Linked DNA regions of Homo sapiens: region 1 is linked to region 2. A link is a contact called in ENCODE Hi-C or POLR2A ChIA-PET data. All regions are on one chromosome and are shown on one strand. The core of a region is the stretch at or near the end of the contact, and the rest is flanking DNA. Distances in the headings are between cores, read along the strand shown. Region 1 overlaps LOC105371082 (a long non-coding RNA gene). Region 2 overlaps CLEC16A (C-type lectin domain containing 16A).

Region 1 (6,460 bases), core at 950-3,449, 150 kb after region 2:
ATAGTAAAGAGCGGTTGCTTCTCCAGGCTTTAAAAAATTTTTTATTTTATATTTTATTTTTTGAGACAGGGTCTTGCTGTGTTGCCCAGGTGGAGTGCAGTGGTGCAATCACCACTTACTGCAGCTTCAACCTCTCAGGCTCAAGTGATCCTCCCACCTCAGCCTCCAGAGTAGCTGGGACCACAGGTGTGCACCACCACACCTGGCTAATTTTTTAATTTTTTCTAGAAACAGGGTTTCCCTGTGTTGCCCAGGCTGGTCTCGAATTCCTGAGCTCAAGTAATCCTCCCACCTCAGCCTCCCAAAGTGCTGGGATTACAGGCGTGGGCCCCCGTGCCCAGTCCCTCATGCCATTTCTGTGCCACTAGGAAGTAACACTGGCTAACCAGGTTGACATTTCTCTTGTTCCCAGAGTGAAACGAATGAGTGCTTCTTCTTTAATCCTGCAACTACCCCACATGGTCAGCACTTATATTTTCACTCTTACTTGGCAGATGAAGAAATTGAGTCCTGTTAAGGAACGTGCTTAGGATCACATGCTAGGAGGTGGTCGTGCTGGAATTCAAATCCAGGCAGGTGCTAGCTTGAGAGCCACTGCTCTATAAAGCCCTTCTCAGGCCTCCACTCAGGCCAAGGGAGGAGGAAGGGCCCTCAGGCAGGAGCAGCGTGAGCAAAGGTCTGGAGCTGGGACTGAGCATGGCATGTCAGGAGAGAGAGACAAGAGCTCTGTGGCCATGGGGAGCAGCGTGAGGTCAAAATGGAGAGGCAAGAGGAGGGAGGGGTGTGGAGGTCCCTGAATGCCAGCATGAACGCTCCGGGCCTTCTGTGGGGTGGGCGGCACGGGAGAAAGGGAGTCTAGCCAGCTCCGGCTGGGTGCCCTGGCTCAAACCATCCTTGCCTCAGGCAAGGACACCTGCATGGACCCAGTCGCTCAAGTCCCAAACCAAGTCCATCCTTGAGTTCTGTCTTTGTCTCCCCTCATCGGGCCGTGGGGAGTAGAGTGAAACCGCAGCTGCAGCCTCCTGGCTAGTCTCTCCACTCCTCTGCCCCCACAGCCCAGTCTCCACGCGGCGGCCAGGGGCGTCTACTGAAAACGAAAATCAGGTCATGTCTCTCTCTTTCTCTTTCTCTCTCTCTTTTTTTTTTTTTGAGATGGAATCTCCCTCTGTTGCGCAGGCTGGAGTGCAACCACCTCCCGGGCTCAAGTGATTCTCCTGCCCCAGCCTCTCAAGTAGATGGGTTTATAGGCCACCCACTACCACGCCCGGCTAATTTTTGTATTTTTGGTAGAGACGGGGTTTTGACATGTTGGCCAGGCTGGTTTCCTGACCTCAAGTGATCCTCCCACTTTGGCATCCTAAAGTGCTGAGATTACAGATGTGAGCCACTGTGCCCAGCCTCCTCTCTCTGTCTCTCCCCACCCCTCCCCTCAAAAATGCGCATTCCTGGTACATTTAAAGCAAAATCCAAATTCCTTTAAGTGGCCTGTGAGTCTCTACCTGATCTTGCCTCACCGACCTCTTGACTGCATCACTGACTGCTCCCCCATCACTGCGCACCCATACTGGCCTTTCTGTTCCTCATACACACAGGGTCGCTCCCGCTGCAGGGCCTTAGCATTCGCCATTCCCTCTGGTGGGAGTGGCCCTTCCCCAGCCCACCAGCCCCTTCTGTCATTCAGGTCTCAGCTGAGGGAGCCTGTGCAGATAAGCCCCTCTCCCCACCCCTCCTGGTTTATTTTCTTCATCTGCATGTGCTTAGCACCCGAAATTGTCTCTTGCTCTCTCCCCATCCTTCACCAGATTATAAACTCCATAAAAGCAGGGTCTTTTGTTGGTTTTGTTCACCGCTGCATCCCAGGCATTCAGTGAGCACTTGTTGAGTGAAGAAATCAGACTCAGTCTTCCCCTCTGTAAAATGGGACCACATCAAACCTCCTGGCAGGGTAGTGGTGTGGCTCAGAGGTAACGTTTGTACACAGTTGGACTTCTTCCCTACTGGCCCAAGGACTTACCTGGCCACCCCTCCTGGAACCCAGCCTCCTCCAGCTCCCCCAAGCCCTCTGCCTTGGGAGCGGACACCTTAGCAGAAGGGCCGTCCTCCAGACCCTTTGCAGCCAGGCCTCTCTGCTCACAGATCCCTGAGGACATCCGGAGGTTGGTGCCCAGAGCCTAGCCCCAGGCTCATGCAAATTCTGTCTTCCAGTTCAGCAGCTGTGGCCTCCTTCACTCGGCCTTTTAAAAGAAATTCTTGGGCTGACTCACACTTCCTTTGTCTCCAGCTGGGTTCACTCAAGTGTCGCTGTTTTGCAAGGCTGAGGTTTGAGTCCCTCAGAAGCAATCTCTGATGCAGGGGCGCTGTGTGCTTCATTGAACTTCGAATGAAGGTCAGGCCCCCCAGAAAACCTCATACCAGGACAGTTGGGAAACTACCCCTCACTGGTGGTCAGGGCATTCTGGGTTGGAGAAACTGCTTTGGGGCTTTGGCAGGTGTTCATTTTGTCCATCCCCCTGCCTCCCACCTAACCCCATCCCAAACTCACTCAAAAAAATGCCCCTACTGCCCTGGGGGGTGCATTTCAACGTCTCATGTACCCCGCTTTTCCTTCCTTCCCTGTGAAATCAGGCGTTTGGATTCAGCGCACTGCTCAGAAGGTTTGTTTCTTTCTGTGCAAACACGTGGAGTGATGCTCTGTCTCGATTTTCTAGAACACTTCCACTTTCACAGAATTGCGGTTATTTTGAGAAAAAGGGTCTGTTACAGGTACAACAATATACTGGTACTGGTCTGCATTTCTTGTTTCTGTCCCTGGAAGAGTTTTTATGTAAATAAAGTCACACTGCTCCAGGGGAAAGGAATTCCTGAGGAATTCCCTGGAGAGAAAGGGATGAGTGATATTTAACCCATTTTCTCCCGTCTCCAGTAGAAAGAACTGGAGCTTTGGAGGCAGGCTGATTTCAGGGTCAACCTCTTCCTGGCTGTGAGGCATTGAGTAAGTTACTTAACCTCTCAAAGGGCCTGAATTTCTTGGGGGTAGATTTAGGGCACAGTTATCCCTGGATACTATTTTTGAGGGGGGAGTCGAACCTTTTTTATTTACTTATTTTTTTTAGAGACAGGGTCTTGCTCTGTCATCCAAGCTGCAGTGCAGTGGCATGATCACAGCTCACTGCAGCCTCGACTTCCTAGGCTCAAGTGATCCTACCACCTCAGCCTCCCAAGTAGCTGGGACTACAGGCACACAACACCATGCCCAGCTAATTTTTTAATTTTTTGTAGAGACGGGGGTCTCCCTGTTACCCAGCCTGGTCTTGAACTCCTGGGCTCAAGCGATCCTCCCGCTTTGGCCTCCCAAAATGTTGGGATTATAGGCGTGAGCCTGGCCTGGAACCTATTTTTAATAAATGGAAGTGAAATTCACGTAACATAAAATTAACTAATTTGAAATGAACAATTCAGTGGTGCTTAGTACATTTACAGCGTTGTGCAACTACCACCTCTCTTTAGTTGGAAAACATTTTCATCATTCCCAAAGGAAACTCTGTATCCATTAAGCAGTCATTCTCTACTCCCTCTTCTCCTTGGTAGTTAACTTAGGTACTACTGGGCTTTCTTGACTGAAGTCCCTGAAGAAGAAACAAATATTTTCCAGCTGGGCCACCACCTGTGACAAGTTGTCATTTGCACGGGGCTGGGATTCTGTTCTGGGTATGTATGTGCCATTCTATATATATGTGTGTGTGTATATATATATATATATATATATTTTTTTTTTTTTTTTTTTTTAATGCAGAGACTCACTCTGTTGACCGGGCTGGAGTGTAGTGGCATGATCTCAGCTCATTGCTACCTCCGCCTCCCAGGTTCAAGCGATTCTCCCACCTTAGCCTCCTAAGTAGCTGGGACTACATGTGTCCACCACCATGCCTGGCTAAGTTTTGTATTTTTTGGAAGAGACAGGGTTTTGCCATGTTGGCCAGGCTAATCTCGAACTCTTGACCTCAAGTGATCCACCCACCTCAGCCTCCCAAAGTGCTGGGGTTACAGGTGTGAGCCACTGCGCCCAGCCCCCCATTCTCTAAATTTTGACACAGCTGAGAGTCATCTAACCACCACCACAACCAGTACACAAAATAATTTCATCCCTCCAAAAAATTCCCACTTGCTACCCTTTTGTCATCATCCCCTCCCCTGCTCCCAGCCCCTGACAATCACTGGTCTGTTTTCTGTCCCTAGAGTTGTAGCTATGCCCAAATGTCAGATGAATGGAATCCTGTAGATGTGTACTTTTGGGTCTGGCTTCTTTTGCCCAACACCAAGTATTTGAGATTCATCCAAGTTGCTGGTTGTATCGGTAGTCCACACCTTTTCACTGCTGAGTAGTAGTTTATGGTGTGGATGTACCACAGCTTGTTAAATTCCTCTGTTAAATTGGGTTGTCTCCAGTTTGGGGTGATGATGAATAGACTGCCCTCAACATCTATGTATAGGTTTTTGTGTGAATGTAAGTTTTCTTTTCTTTTTGACATAGGGTCTTGCTGTGTTGCCCAGGCTGGAGTGCAGTAGTGTGATCATAGCTCACTGCCCCCTTGACCTCAGGGGTTAAGTGATCCTCCCACCTCGACCTCCCAAAGTTCTAGGACTACAGGCGTGAGATGCCACACTCAGCCTTGAATCTAAGTTTTTATTTCTCTAGGTTAGACACCCAGAAGTGGAAACGCTGGGTTGTATGGTGAGCGGATGTGATTCTGCTCTGTTTGACCTGGGTAAGTTAAATCTCTGTAGACCTCAATCTCCCACTTCTGTAAAATGGGTATAAGAACAGTGCCAACTCCATTGGGTTATTGTGAGGATGAATGAGACACATAAGGCACAGAGTAAGTGCTCAATAAATGTTGCCTTTTGTTTTTGGGTTGGAATTTTTTTTTCTTTTTCTTTTTTTTTTTTTTTTTGAGACGGAGTCTCGCTCTGTCGCCCAGGCTGGAGTACAGTGGCGCAATCTCGGCTCACTGCAAACTCCGCCTCCCAGGTTCACACTATTCTCCTGCCTCAGCCTCCCGAGTAGCTGGGACTCCAGGCGCCCACCACCATGCCCGGCTATTTTTTTTGTATTTTTAGTAGGGACGGGGTTTCACCGTGTTAGCCAGGATGGTCTCGATCTCCTGACTTCGTGATCCGCCCGTCTCGGCCTCCCAAAGTGCTGGGATTACAGGCGTGAGCCACCGTGCCTGGCTGGATTGGATTTTGTTTCATCCATATCTTTGGCCATGTTTTTACCTGCAGCATGGGGGCCATTGGCCAGTGCTGTTGAAAGAGGTGGGGTATGAGGATTTCCTTGAACCCCCTTTTTAGGGCCAGAGGTTGGACTCCTGGGGAATTCATTATCAAGTCTGGCTGTAGACAGAGGTCCTCTCTGTAGAAAAAACATGAGTTAGGATGGTCCAGTCCCTTTATTCCACAGAAGGGGAAAGTGAGGCTCAGAGAGGGACAGTGTCTTGCCCAAGGCCACTCAACCAGGCAGTGGCAGAGAAACAGTTGGCTCCAGAGCTCCTGACTTGCCAGCCCCATGTACCTCCACCTTGATCCAGTAGCCAGTGTTTGTTGAATGACTGAGTGTGAATGAGTGAGAACACATTCCTAACACATTAGGAACACAGGCTCTGGAGCCAGCCTGCCAGGGTTTCATATCAGGTTCTTCCCTGCACAAGCTGTGTGATTTTGAGCACATTCTTTGACTTCTCTGAACCTCAGTTTCTTCATCTGTAAAATGGGTACAATCATTGTATCTGCTGTACAGAGTGATCAGGAGGCTTAAATGAGGTTACGTGTCCAGGCATGGTGGTTCACACCTATAATCCCAGCTCTTTGGGAGGCCGAGAGTTCCAGATCAGCCTGGCCAACATGGTGAAACCCTGTCTCTACTAAAAATACAAAAAAATTAGCTGGGCGTGGTGGCAGATGCCTGTAATCCCAGCTACTTGGGAGGCTGAGGCAGGAGAATTGCTTGAACCCGGAACAAGGAGGTTGCAGTGAGCCAAGATTGCGCCATTGCACTCCAGCCTGGGCGACAAGAGCGATACTCTGTCCGCCCCCCCCCAAAAAAAAAGATAATTTATGCAAAGACTTAAAACAGTGTCAGGCACACAGTAAGTGCTGAATTAAAGCTAACTTTCGCCAGGCGCAGTGGCTCAAACCTGTAATCTCAGCACTTTGGGAGAGTAGGGAAGGAGGATCGCTTGAGCCCCAGAGTTTGAGACGAGTCTGGGCAGCTAGTGATGACCCCATGTTTACAAATAATTTAAAAATTAGCCAGGTGTGGTGGCATGCAGCTGTGGTCCCTGCTACTCAGTAGGCTGAGGCAGGAGGACTACCTGGGCCCAGGAAGTCGAGGCTGCAGTGAGCTATGATCATGCCACTGCACTCCAGCTTGGGCCACAGAGCAAGACTCTATCTTAAGATA
Region 2 (6,650 bases), core at 453-2,952:
CCGGGTTTTCGTGTCCTGACTCCTGGGCCATGTCTAAAACTGACAGGTGATTCTGTTCTTCCGTCCCCTGAGGCTTCCGACCAAGACCAGATGTTGCGGATGAACCCATCTTTCCTTTCCAACAGGACTCCACCTTCTCTGCCCCTAACCCGGTTAAGTTGCACGAGTGAACAATTTGGTTCTCAGCGATCCCGACCCTGCCTCATCCTGGGGGTTGCATGGGGGGTGTCTTCTCTGCATGGGGGGCCAGCGCCCCATGCACCGGTGGCCACAAGCCCATGCTGGGCACTGCCCCACGACCCTCGCCCCTCGTCAGTGCTCAGCGTCCGCTGCTGCTCAGTGTCCCCTCCATGTCGCCTCTGCCGTCCCATTGTTAAAGGCTTTCTATGATCTGTCGCTGTGTTTTCCCTCTAGTCAGGAGTGGCAGGAAAGGACGCCGACGAGTGTTCAGCCTGTCGGAGGCCGACAGTCATGGCGGCCACTGGGTTTAGTGCTCCGAACGGCAGCTGCCACGGCACCTCACGCACAGTCAATTCAGGCAGGTCTCCCCTGTGAGCCGCTCGGGCCGCGACGTCCACTCGCCACGCTGCATTTCCACAGTCGGCAGGGTCCGCGCTGGCAAGGTGGGCCAAGCTGGGCCTGAGCACAGAGCCATTTGCCAAGGCGGCACTTCCCCATTTTCCCCCAAAGTTGGTTCTCCCTGCTCCCTGTCTGGCCTCACCTCATGTGAAGACCAGATCCCCGGCCCTTGACCTTCGCGACAGTCCTTCACCTTCGCGACAGTCCTTCTGAGCCAGACCTGTACAGCCTGGAAACGCTGTCCTTCTCTGTGACATGTGCACCAGTGTCAGGCTCGGCCCGGGCCAGAAGCAGATGCTCCTGCCAAGTCCCCCAGGGGTCCCCCCAGTTTAGGCCATGGGGGTTGGGCGGCAGTTGGCTGGCAAAGTGAGAATTTGTAGAAAGCAACCAAGAAGTCTCCTCATTTCTTTTTTCCTTTCTTCCCCTAGTCTTGATCTAAGATAAGTGGCAAATTCAGTCCTGTTTTGACCGGAAGCCAAGAGCCATTTCCCTCATAGACACATGGATGGATGTGGCCCCACCATCTCCCTTTCTGAGTGGCACCCACACAGCAGTGAGGCTGATCCATGGGCCACCACCCAGCAGCCTGGCTCGCTGTCGGGGCCATCCCTGCTGCCTCCCCTATGACGCTTCTTCTGTGGTTTCTGATGCGCTTTTCTCCATTGGCCGTTGCGCTTGTCTGCTGGGAGCCTTTGCCTTCTTTTGTGTTGAAATCCTATTTTCTCTGAGCTTTGCCCTCCACTTGCTCTACAGGTACCATCCTTTTCTTCCCCACAACACTCAGCCCCACCTTTTCCCAGCCCAGCACAACAAATCCAAGTTTTTGCTGGAAGTCACCATTTGCTTGACAAGGATGTGTTAAGGCCCCACCCTAGGCCTGCAGATCAGTTTCTGAGGTGCTGGCCAGGCACATGGGGGACCTGCTGCCTTGGTGTCCTCACTGGCCACAGCCACGGGATGTCTGTCCGCTGCTTATGGAAACGTGGCCTTCCTGAATGTCCCATTACCCCCTCGGCTCTGTCTCCCCAGCCCGTGGCCAGGAAGTCAGACTTTTCTCCAAATCCCTCATTTCCTGAGCCTGGCCTCAACTTGTGGCCCTAGAGTTCAAAAACACCAGCAGGCATGAAGCCAAGGCTTCACCAGTAACTTTTGCAGCTCAGCACTTGACTAGAAAAAAGTGTCCTCACTGGGTAATTTTCCCCCCAATGAAAACCTGGCAGAGTTCTCCTTTTTCACCTGCCTTGGTTGGATACCCTTGTAGATCAAGTTCAGGAAGCAGTTCTTAAACAACAACAAGGCCATGTCATAGGTGATGGGTAAGAAGAGGTTATTTTTTCCCTATTTAAAAAGAGGCTACTTTTAGCGGGGAAACCAACCCTTTTAATAAAAATTGTTGGTCCTTTTCCTGAAGAAGAAATCAGTTCTGTGCGCATGCTATTGTTAGTTGGTTTGCTCTTTTTGATATATTTGCCTACAAGGTTTCCACATCCCTGATTATTCTCATAACCAAACACCCCATTAAGGAGCAGGGAACGAAGTTGGCCAGCTTCTTTGAATATCTGCATGCAAATGCAGACTTGAGCAAAGAGAGAAAACACTTACATCGAAATTTTAAGAAAACGTGAAGGTAACGCTTGGCTACTTTGTCTCCAGATGGTAGGACAGTGCCATTTGGGGAATTAGTCATTTCTAAACTGCCTCCTCAGCAGCAAAATTTATGTGTGGATCCACATGTGTGTGAGTTTGTCACAGGTCTGCTCATGCCCATTCGAAGCAAGGGCAGAGGCCACCAGAGCAGGTGAGCACTGCTCAGGGAACCACAGGTTCTGAGGAACAGCAGGCAGATCGTGCTAGGTCAGGGCGCACGCCTGAGCTGAAACCAGCCCAGCACCGCAAGCCATCCTTACTGAATGGAGCAAATCAGTTGAAATTCAAAGAAACCAGAATTCGCATGTAGTGTTTACTCAGCATTTCTGGGCTCAGATCACACCTCAAATCACTTTTTCCACTAGTGTTCACCGATGCCCATTGCCACCCTCCCAGAGCGAGGACCAAAGCCTCATGCAGTGGTTTCCTCTAGATCTCTCTCTCTCTCTCTCTCTTTTAAAAAAGACATTAGGAAGAAATTAATTGGGCTGGGCACGGTGGTTCACACCTGTGCACATCCCAGCACTTTAAGAGGCCAAAGCAGAAGGATTGCTTGAGCCCAGGAGTTCCATACCAGCCTGGGCAACGTAATGAGACCCCGTCTCTACAAAAAACTTTAAAAATTAGCCAGGTGTGGTGACACGGGCCTGTAGTCCCAGCTACTCAGGAGGCCGAAGCAGGAGGATCACTTGAGTCCAGAAGGTTGAGGCTGCAGTGAGCTATGATCATGCCACTGCACTCCAGCCTGGGTGACAGAGTGAGACCCTGTCTCAAAAAAACAAAAGAAATGAAATGAATTGTGACCTTTTAGAGTTCATCTTGCCCAGAGTCTTGTGGGGAGAAATGCCGGTGTGTGCTTTGAAATCCAGTCTGTCTCTCGTGCTTTCGCTCCGTGATGGGAGCTCTCTTCCTCTCCCTCTTCCCTTTCTATATGCTGCCTGCTTTTATTTCGTTCTTTGTTTTTCCATTATTTTGCTTTATGTTCCATTTGCTCTTCTGTTTTATTTTGGCCTGACTTAAAAGAGAAAATAAAAAACTAAACTGGAATCACGTTGAACAAAAAAAAATTCTACCATGCTTCCCGGGTCCCAGGCTGCTGTCAGACTCTTAGCTCGATATAGCATCGTCAGCACCTCCCGCCATGGCTTGGGGACCCCCAGCTCTGTGCAAATGAGAATTTGCCTCCAAGCAGGATGCCCACTGTCTTCTTCTCAATGTTTTTAAACACCCGGCATCTGAAGTGCTGGAAGATGTTTTCCACAATGAATTCCAGCTGCATCTGGTGTTTCTGTTCAGGCAGGCTCATCACTGGAAGGCAAATGGGCCAGCATGTGTCTGTAGGATTTTGAAAAGGGCCGGGCACGGTGGCTCATGCCTGTAATCCCAGCACTTTGGGAGGCCGAGGCGGGCGGATCACTTGAGGTCAGGAGTTTGAAACCAGCCTGGCCAACATGGTGAAACCTCATCTCTACAAAAATACAAAAATTAGCCGGATGTGGTGGCAGATGCCTGTAATCACAGCTACTCGGGAGGCTGAGGCACGAGAATCACTTGACCCCGGGAGGTGGAAGTTGCAGAGAGCCAAGATCATGCCACTGCACTCCAGCCTGGGCAACAGAGTGAGACTCCGCCAAAAGAAAAAAAAAAAAAAAAGCACCAAGGAAAGAAATTGCTGCTCCAAGAATAACTGCGTTGGGTGGAACCTCACCTGCCTTGTCCTGGCGTGGTTTCTCAGTGGCCCCTGCCGGGAAGCTCGGGACAATAATGGCCTGAGGAACCACAGCAGCCCCTTGGTGGGTGCTGGCTCAGCACTTTGAGGAGGAGGAGGAGGAGACAGGCCAAGGTTTTGTTTTGGTTTTGCAAGCTGAAAAGTTCTACAGAATTTCCTTTTTTTTTTTTTTTAATATTGCAGTGGGTTCCCTCTTGGGTAAATGTCATCAAATGTATACTCTGGAAATGGCCTGATATTACGAGCACACCCAAGCCCATTTACTTCCCAAACAAGTATTTATCATCAGGCAGGCCTGAGATTTGCCCACACATAAAGCCTGTCAGCTGGGTCTCTGCACCCAGGAACTGTGCTTTCATAAGCCACATGCTGATTTTGCACAGGCCCTGAATTTTCCCCTCATATCACAAGTCAGGGTAACCCTAGGCCCTGCTGTATTTTCCCCAGGCCTAAGTCAGACTGGATTTTGCAGGTTCTGTGTCCCCAAAAGGAGTGAGTGGAGCCACGCTGAGCCCTCACGCCAGCCAGCCACCTCCCACCTAGCTCACCAGGGCCGCGGTTCAGGATGGGAGCACAGGGCGCAGTGCGACGGGGTGTCTCAAGGGCTCAGTGTGTTTCCGGTTTTTCTCCCCCAATCCAGATGCCCCCATGAGTCCAGAACTGCCTAAGCCTCACCTTCCTGACCAGTTGGTAATCGTCAACGAAACGGAAGCAGACTCTAAGCCCAGCAAGAACGTGGCCAGGAGCGCAGCCGTGGAGACAGCCAGCCTGTCCCCCAGCCTCGTCCCTGCCCGGCAGCCCACCATTTCCCTGCTCTGCGAGGACACGGCTGACACGCTGAGCGTCGAATCGCTGACCCTTGTCCCCCCAGTTGACCCCCACAGCCTCCGCAGCCTCACCGGCATGCCCCCGCTGTCCACGCCGGCTGCCGCCTGCACAGAGCCCGTGGGCGAAGAGGCTGCATGTGCTGAGCCTGTGGGCACCGCTGAGGACTGAGTCAGTGCCGGGGCCTCCCTTTGTGTGTGTGGCCCCGCTGGTAGGGACCCCAGTGCCGCTGACTGGCAAGACACACTGGGAGCACCCACCATTCTGTGCGGCCCCCAGCAGCCATCTCAACCACCTATCCCTGCGCTCCCTTGAATGGGAAGAAGCCCCACGTTGTCCTTGAATTCCTTTTTCACTTTGCATCTCTTCACGTGCAGGCTGGGACCAGCGGAGACACCGCGGCGAATGCAGATGACTGCACCGGCCACTCAGGGAGCTGCCTGGGCTCCGTGTCTCTGAGCCCCGGGTGGCAGGACCCACCGGCACCTCTTTCTTCCTCTGTCATATGGCTCCTCTGTCACCAGCCCCAGTGTGCACAGAAGAATTGGACCAGGTCACTGTACGTAGAAATTTGTAGAAAAGCAGACTTAGATAAACATCTCCTTTGGATATTTATTTCCGCTTTTGGCAGCAGGTGAACATTTATTTTTAAAACTTCTATTTAAAAGAAGTCCAAAAACATCAACACTAAGGTTTGATGTCATGTGAAAAGTGTAATAATAACAGTTAAGATTTCATGATCATTTTCACTGGACCTTTCCTGATATTTTGTTTCAGAGTTCTTAGTGTGGCTTTTTCCATTTATTTAAGTGATTCTTTGTTACTCACTAACTCTGCAAGCCTGTGGAATAATGAAGTACCTTCCTGGAAAGTTTGGATTATTTTTTAAACAAAAACAAGGGAGATACATGTATTCTCAGGTACACACAGAGCTGAGAGGGCTGAATGGTTTTCTGCTATAGCAGCCGAGAGGCCTCCCATCATGGAAAGATTTCTCCAGGAAAAGGAGGAATGTAGCCAGCTCCCCACTCAGGACGCTTCCTCATTTCTCTTCACCAAAACCAAACAGAGACAGCTTCCAGCACCTTCTTCAGTGTTACCATCTCTAAGAAGGAACCAGTTGGGACCGTGAAGACTCCCGACCCTGTGGCCATGATGGAAATCAAAGGAAGACACCCTCTACGTCACCTGCCCTCGACTGTGTGTGCCCACATGTGCCGAGAGATGGCCCAGAGCCAGTTCCCCTCCAGCTGCAAGGGCATGGTGTCCCCAGAGCTCTGAGTCTGTCACTCTCCCTCTGCTACTGCTGCTGATCTGAATATGGAAACCCCATGGTTCCCTTCCCCATTCGGACTGGGTGTGTACAAGCAAGGACCCAGATGCATCAGACACAGCCCCCAAGATGTTCCTTTCTACTCGGCCAGCTCGGGAGCCAGACACAGCACTCACAGCCCAGGCCGTGATCCACCCTCCCCAAGTCCACCAGGGCCAGCGGCCCCTCACCTCTCTGGTCACTGGTGAGACCTTCCACAACTTTCCTCCAGACCTGCCAGCAGATGTGCCCACCAGGGGCATTAGGTATCCGCCGGAGCCTGGCCATAGGGTAGTCTCGGGAGCCGCGCTGAGATCTTTTGCCACCTGCATTTTAGAAGAACATGGTCTCTGTCTCCTCGGCCCAGCCAGCTGTCCCGGCAAGGCCTGCCGAGGGCAGTTTTCAACCTCATGAAGGAAACACAGTCCTGCCAAGGAGGGGGAGTGGCGCCCATGGGGACAGGCCTCAGTCCTTAGAAGCCCTCTGGGTAGCTGTGCCCACCCAGCCTTCATGGCTGCAGGTACAAGGACCTTTGCTTCCATAGAGAAAACGCACAGC

What was found. Hi-C counts contacts between places; a loop is a spot of excess contacts on that map. ChIA-PET counts read pairs that join two places held with the same protein, here RNA polymerase II (POLR2A). Pooled maps may share reads with other maps.
Region 1: a pooled map shows a loop between it and region 2 (5-fold over the local background). The contact joins two enhancer-like sites. A Hi-C loop is called at or near these places in 7 of 37 single-sample maps with no recorded cell type and 5 of 50 pooled maps. POLR2A ChIA-PET finds 5 or more read pairs at or near these places in 3 of 52 experiments (AG04450, CD4-positive, alpha-beta T cell and activated CD4-positive, alpha-beta T cell).

Annotation. Positions count from the first base shown.
Region 1 is chr16:11,326,457-11,332,916 of GRCh38, forward strand. The region is part of intron 1 of LOC105371082 (a long non-coding RNA gene); the gene reads left to right. Among named protein-coding and RNA genes, the nearest start is that of RMI2, 16 kb to the right of the region's middle. RefSeq lists enhancers at 890-949, 1,040-1,109, 1,170-1,229, 2,120-2,169, 2,228-3,007. Within about 2 kb of position 2,200, at least 20 of the 41 ENCODE cell types and tissues checked have a DNase peak (open chromatin) inside an H3K27ac peak, as active enhancers do.
Region 2 is chr16:11,173,740-11,180,389 of GRCh38, forward strand. It overlaps CLEC16A (C-type lectin domain containing 16A), which reads left to right. Exons shown (of 24, transcript NM_015226.3): 24 at 4,596-6,650. The coding sequence ends at 4,951. Among named protein-coding and RNA genes, the nearest start is that of SOCS1, 79 kb to the right of the region's middle. RefSeq lists an enhancer at 435-948. Within about 2 kb of position 1,703, at least 2 of the 41 ENCODE cell types and tissues checked have a DNase peak (open chromatin) inside an H3K27ac peak, as active enhancers do.